Linked DNA regions of Homo sapiens: region 1 is linked to region 2. The links are chromatin contacts, found by Hi-C in ENCODE. All regions are on one chromosome and are shown on one strand. The core of a region is the stretch at or near the end of the contact, and the rest is flanking DNA. Distances in the headings are between cores, read along the strand shown.

Region 1 (3,380 bases), core at 880-3,379, 2.5 Mb before region 2:
CTGTCAAAGAGCCCCAGAGTCCCAGGCCAACTGCTGTGGGGCTTTGCATCTTGCTGTGGGCACCTGCAGGAGGGAGAGACTCATGAAGTAGCATTTGACATGGGCCTTGTAGGTAAAAAGGAGAGGGAAGGTGGAAAGAGGATCCACATCTCAGGAACTTTGAGAACTGGGAGAGTTACACTCTGTCTAGAGCTTCAGTTTTCTCATCTCTGTGCTGGGAAGGGTGGTAATGATGCCCACTTCCCTTGTGGTGGTGAAGATTAAATGAGCTGTGTGTAAAAGGATATGGCATGATCTGTTAATTAATTAATTAATTTATTTATTTATTTAGAGACGGAGTTTCGCTCTTGTTGCCCAGGCTGGAGTGCAATGGTGCGTCTCGGCTCACTGCAACCTCCGCCTCCCGGGTTCAAGCGATTCTTCTGCCTCAGCCTCCCGAGTAGCTGGGATTCCAGGCATGCGTCACCATGCCCAGCTAATTTTATATTTTTAGTAGAGACGGGGTTTCTCCATTTTGGTCAGGCTGGTCTCAAACTCCTGACCTCAGGTGATCCGCCCGCCTCGGCCTCCCAAAGTGCTGGGATTACAGGTGTGAGCCACTGCGCCCAGCCTGCATGATCTGTTTAACTTTTTTTTTTTTTCTTTTTTCAGTTTTTGAGACAAGGTCTTGCTCTGTCGCCAGGGCTGAAATGCAGTGGTGCAATCACGGCTCACTGCAGCCTCAAGCTCCCAGGCTCCAGATCCTCCTGCCTCAGGCCCTTAGCTGAGACTACAGGCTTGCACCATCACGTCCAACTAATTTTTGTATTTTTTGTCGAGACAGGGTTTGACCATGTTGCCCAGGCTGGTCTCACACTCTCTCGCCTATAATCCCAACACTTTGGGAGGCCAAGATGGGCAACAAGAGTGAAACTCCATCTCAAAAAAAAAAAACAAAAAAAAAACGCTGTTTGTGTTTTTATGCTTAAATTCACACCTACAGAAAAGTTGCAAAAATGTTCAAAGAACTCCCATATTCTTCAACCAGATTAACTGATTAACATTTTGCCACATTTGTGTCTCTGCTTTCTCTATGTATATGTATAGGTATATTTCTTTTAACCATAAAGGTTGCAGACATCATGTCCTTTTTGTCCCTAATTATTTCAGCATTTTTTTCCAAGAACAAGGGCAGTCTCTTACATAACCCTGTACCATAATCAAAATTAATAAATTTAACATTGATACAATACTATTATCTAATATAGTCAAGTTTTGCTGTTTCAGTATTGTCCTTTATAGCAATCCCCACCCAGGATCCGATCCAGGACCATGTCTTGCATTCAGTTGTCTTTTTCGTTTCCTGTAATCGGCAACAGTTCCTCAGTTTTTCTTTGTCTTACATAATACAGACATTTCCGGAAGGGTACAGATCAGTTATTCTGTACCATGTCCCTCAGCTTGGGTTTCTCATGATTAGACTAAGGTCATGCATTATAGACCGGACGGTGACGCCGTGTTTTTCTCAGTGCATCACACAGAAAGCGTGCGATGAATGTCAGCTTGTCCTGCTGTTGATGTTAACGTGGCCGTTCAAGTGGTGTCTGCGGAGCTTCTCTACGATAGTTACTATTTCCCCTTTTTAATTATCAGGTAATTTGTGCATATTTATGTGGAAGCCTTCGAATGCCCTTTCAGTTTCATGGGACGGAAAAGAGTCTTTTCTTTCGGGAAATGGATACCTGTGTCTTGCCCAAGAGACCCAGCAGCCAGCAGTACCTGTTATCAACAAAGTTACGCGAACAAAACCTTTCCGGAAGAGCTGAGGGACCTGGGTGCAACGCATTCTGGGAATTGTAGTCTCTGGGCGCTCCCGGCTGAACACCTCCCTGCGGTCTCTGCGAGAAAGAGCCAGAAGCCACCAGGGGAGGGCGAAGAGGAGGGCGGTGGAGGACGCTCTGCGCGCGGTGCGCCATGGGACGGGTAGTTCGCGGTGCGCGCCCCATCGCGCTCCCAGATGGGGAACCGGACTACTCTACCCGAGAGGCCGCGCGAGCGGGGCGAGGGCAAGCCGGCCGGGGCCTCGAACAAATCAAATCGAAGCAAAGAAACTGCCGGCTTTCAAAATCCTCCTCCTCCGCCATCATCCGCCGCGGTGCGGAGAGCAGGTGGTGCTGGAAGCGCGTGAGGCCGGGAGCTCGAGAGAGCTAACAGACTAGCCGGCTGGACATCTGGACCGCTGGATCCGGAGGTGGCGACCCCGGCCTGACCCGGACCCTAAATCCGTCCCCGCCCCAGAGGGCGGAGGCGCGCGCTCGATTCCCCCCACGCGGCGGCGCCGCCTGTTTACGGTAGAGTCAGGGTCCCTTTCCTTTCCCCGTCACCTGCCTGGAACAGGGGTGCGGGGCGAGGAGGGCGTGGCGCCCGTGTGCGCCTTCTGCCTGCCCCCTCGGCCTTCTTCACTTAGCCTTCGACGGCCGAGCGCCCCAGGGGTGGCGGTGGGAGTGGGGTTGTTGAGCGGCGCTGGCTCCTTTCACAAATGGGGAAACTGAGGCTTAAAGGGCGTCTGACTCGCCAGAGCAGCTCAGCCTGCAGCTGCTAGCAGTGGCGTCTCATATTAGCATTGTTGTCAACCGGAGGCGGTGCGAGTCCGCCGGGGATTCCAGATGGGGCTCCTGCGCCGCCCGCCTATCATTTGCGGCCTGTATTCGCGCGTCGCTCCCGCAGAGCCACCTCCCAGCAGGCCCACGCCCGCGGGGGCCCCGGGCTGGCGCCGCTGTCCCTGGAATCGATGTGAGTCACTGCTGACGCTTTGCAGGAGCATGCATCTCACCTCAGAAAGTCTCTGACGTTGCTGCGGAGCGGGGAGAGGATGTTTCTCTATTAGCCCTTTGCTTTTGCTCTGGCGCTGATCCTTTGCTGACCTTGGACAAATCAATTTACGTTTCTGTGCTCCAGTTTCTTGGTTTATAAAGTGAGTGTGGAGGGGTGCATCTCTGTCTCGCTCTCTCTTGGACTGAGGAATGGGCCCCCGTTCAGCTGAGAAGTTCTGTCCCTATTCTATCTGGAGGCTTCACCACCACCTTTTACCCTCAAATTGTCCCATCTCAGAACTGCAAGAGATGCTGGGGTTTCAGGTTAATTTTTTTGTTGGTTTTTCTTTAAATTTTTTTATCTTTTTAGAGACGGTCTCCTTCTGTCACCCAGGCTGGAGTGTAGTGGAACGATCACCGCTGAACTGCAGCGTCGGCTTCCTGGGCTCAAGCGATCCTCCCACCTCAACCTCCCAAGTCATGGGGACTACAGATGCCATCACACCTGGCTAATTTTTAAATTTTTCTGTGGAGACAGGGTCTCATTCTGTTGCCCAGGCTTGTCTCGAACCCTGGTCTAAAGTGATC
Region 2 (3,223 bases), core at 494-2,993:
CTGCAAAGTCTTTGCATGTAGATAACAGTCACAGATTCCAAGCATTAGTACCGAATTCCTGTAGCGACCATTATTCTGCCTGCTCCCAGCCCCCAGAGGATGCAGAGTTTAAGAGGGGCCTGCCTTCAGTCAGCCTGTGGGCATGAGCCTCACATATCCACTCAGCACATCCTGGGAGGGGACCTGGACTCCCCCCCGACCCCAGCAAGGCCAGACCCCCCTGTCTGCCAGGACCCCCGGAGAGGGGGAAGCAGGCTGTGCAATGGAGGAGGTAGGATGTGGCAACTCCATAGAAGTGGTTAGGACAGAATTCTGGAGTTGCGCATCCCAGAGATGAGGAGTCAGAGAGGCCCTTCCCCTACCTGGATGCTGCCCCTACGTCTGATTTGAATTCTCCTTTCATTGCTCCATCCAGCAGACACTCAGACCAGAGCCAGGCTCGGTACCAGGCTCTGGAGAGCTTGTCCATGTCCTCAAAGAGCTTGCAGTCTAAACCTAGGAGTGATAATGGCCAGCACCGTGGTCTCCAGGAGGGTGGAAGAGCAGGAGACTCTTCTCTTTCCAGAGCAGGCAATGGAGGCCCAGGAAAGGGGACTGTTCTTGTCTGGAGTTGGGCTGAAGCCGCTTTAGCATGAGGGTTTTGCCTTTCCTCAATCCTCCGACCCCACAGCCTTCCTGTTCCTGCCTCGGTGATTTTGTCATTCTTGTCTCGTTTCCTCTTGGTACTTTAAAAGTAAAATAACGACTGTTCATCTGCCCTTAGAAGGGCTGGCACAGAAAGAGATTCATCCCAAGCTGTGCACCTGCTCTATCTGTACAGTTGGCGGATGGGGAGCCAAGGAACAGGACCCCCGGAGTCAGGCAGCATTTTACTCAAACGCTGAGCACTCGTTCCAAGTCTGAGTAAGGTAGAAGAATGAGTGGCCAGCCCTGCCTTCCCACAGCTCAAGTGCAGCAAGCACCGTCCTTAAAACAGAAGAGCTGGCCGGGCGCGGTGGCTCATACCTGTAATCCTAGTACTTTGGGAAGCCGAGGCGGGAGAATCACTGGAGCTCAGGAGTTCGTGACCAGCCTAGGCAAACATAGTGAGATCTCGTCTCTATTTAAATAAAATAGAAAATCTGTTTAAAACAAACAAAAAATAGAAGAGCTGTCGTGAAACTTGGGTGCTCTGGGTAAAGCTTGGGAAGAGGCAGGGCCTCCCAGCATGTCTGGAATCCCCAAATTAGCAACCTGTTTCCTTGTCTGAAAAATGGGTGTAGAAATGGCCGGCTAAGAGGACAACGGCACTGGTGCCGGGTGTTGAGCAAGCCCTCGACAGCCTCACCGAGAGTGCACCAAGGGCCACCCGCGCGCTGCCGCTCCCAGGGCTCCCACCCTCCCCTCGGACGCCGGCCTGGTGAACCAGGCTGCAGGCGCGCGTGGGAGCGCTCAGAGCTGTCTCAGGTGTTCTGAGCCGCCAGATCGGGAGTCCAGTGCCCTGCTGAGCCCGAGCCCCAGCACAGGCTCCCGTCGCGTCCTCCCGCAGCCCGGGGTCCCCGCCCGCCCAGCGCCTCCCACGCGCGGACTCCTAGGCTGAGCGCGCAGGGCAGCGGGGCCCACGCGAGGGCGGGGCGAGCCGGGGCTTTGTGTTCAAACCGGCCAATGGGTGGCGGCGGTGGGCGGTGACGGCCGGCGGGGCCTGACCAATGGGCTGCGGCCTGTCAGCGTTGACTGACAGGCGCACACATACAGAGTCGGCCACACGCGCGCCGCCCGGCCCCACTCGCGCAGCGCGGGCCTCCGCCGGCCGCATTGTCCGCCCGCCCGCCTTGTCCCGCGTCGCCGCTCTTCGCGTGCCCGCGCGCCCCGGGCCCGGCCGCTGTGTCGCCCTGAGCGGAGCGCCGCCCGCGGGATCCCCACGCGGAAAGGGGGCGCGCCCCGGCGGCGGCCTGGCCTCGGACGCCCCCGGCCGGGCTAGAAGCCGCCGCGGCAGCAGGTGAGTGCGGGCGAGCTCAGGAGAGGGTTGGGGGGCCGCGGCCCGGCCTGACCCCGGGTCACCGTCGGGCCACTCGGGCGGGGCCGCGCCGCCAGGCCTGCTTCCTCCTCTCCGGGACGTGCTGGGCCGGATCCAGCCTCCACCCGGGTCCGCGGCCCGCGCCCTGACTCACCTCCTGGCCCCCGCCCCGCCTGCCGCGCCACTGGTCAGCCGGGAGGGCGGTGTCTGCGGGCGGGACTTCCCGGGCAGCCTCCCGGGAGGAGGAGGGCAAAGGCCGACTGCCCCAACCCGGCCCCGGGCAGCGCCTACGGGTTTTGTGCCAGACAGGCCGTTTCCAGGGACAGGCAGTTCCCAGCCTCTGCCTGTCAGAACTCAGGGCCTCAGAGGAAGGCCCGTTTTGTTCAGTTCTAAAACAAAACAAAACAAAGCAATGGGGGGCGCGGTGTGACTTAGAGAGCCAGGAGGCGCGCCTTTGGTGACAATTTCTGCAGGTTTGGCCTGTGGGAATGAGGGCAGAGGGAGTTAGCACCGGGCGTTTGGCAGGTCCCACAAGGGCGTGTGGCCTGGCTGTGCCCAGGGAGTGGAAATGTCACGAGGAAGATGCCCCAGATCTGGTTTAAGTCTGAAGATGGATGGAGATGTTTGTGATGGGGAAGGGCGGAATTGAGAAAGGAAGTCGCCCAGCTGAGAAGTGGGGAAGGATGCTTTCCGATGAGCGTTTCCTAACTGATTGTTAGGGAGGAGGTGGGGCGGGGGTGGTGTCTATTATGATTCGCAGTAGTAGATTTCAGCTCCCAGAGGCTCACTTCTTGTTTTGGAGAATGGGGCCTCGACCTTTTTCATCTTGTGAAACCCAGACTCAATGGTAAACTGTTTTGTGATGCCAGGATGCCGCAGGAAAGACTGAGAGGCATCTCTGGGAGTTCTGGGAGGGCGGAGGCGGGTGCTGACAGTTTTCAGCACTCCCCGCTCAACCTCCATCAGAATATTTAGTTCTTCCCAGCGGCAGCTTGGGTATGGTATAAACATGTTGCCTTGTTTCTGCCCTGGGCAAAGGTGTCACCTCCTTCAGCAGGACAGAGGCTAAGAGGAGTCCCTGTGTGGGCAGCTGGAGCCTTCAGGTAGGGACCGTACGGGCGGGGCAGGGAGGGGGGAGGGGAGATTACCTTATAAGGACAGGAATAGAGACAAGGACCCAGGCCAACTTCCTGCTTTTCCTACTACCAATCGGTCCCTTTTCCAACA

What was found. Hi-C counts contacts between places; a loop is a spot of excess contacts on that map. Pooled maps may share reads with other maps.
Region 1: a loop to region 2 is called in a map of naive thymus-derived CD4-positive, alpha-beta T cell, with 7 times the contacts of the local background. The contact joins the promoter of RANGAP1 here to the promoter of SUN2 in region 2. A Hi-C loop is called at or near these places in 2 of 168 maps with a recorded cell type or tissue (naive thymus-derived CD4-positive, alpha-beta T cell and transverse colon) and 5 of 50 pooled maps.

Annotation. Positions count from the first base shown.
Region 1 is chr22:41,284,936-41,288,315 of GRCh38, reverse strand. RANGAP1 (Ran GTPase activating protein 1) reads left to right here and starts at 2,129. Exons shown (of 16, transcript NM_002883.4): 1 at 2,129-2,330. RefSeq lists enhancers at 1,237-1,286, 1,607-1,676, 1,707-1,926, 2,357-2,426.
Region 2 is chr22:38,754,518-38,757,740 of GRCh38, reverse strand. It overlaps SUN2 (Sad1 and UNC84 domain containing 2), which reads left to right and starts at 1,743. Exons shown (of 18, transcript NM_015374.3): 1 at 1,743-1,978. RefSeq lists enhancers at 462-601, 2,860-2,929 and silencers at 1,360-1,909, 2,020-2,369.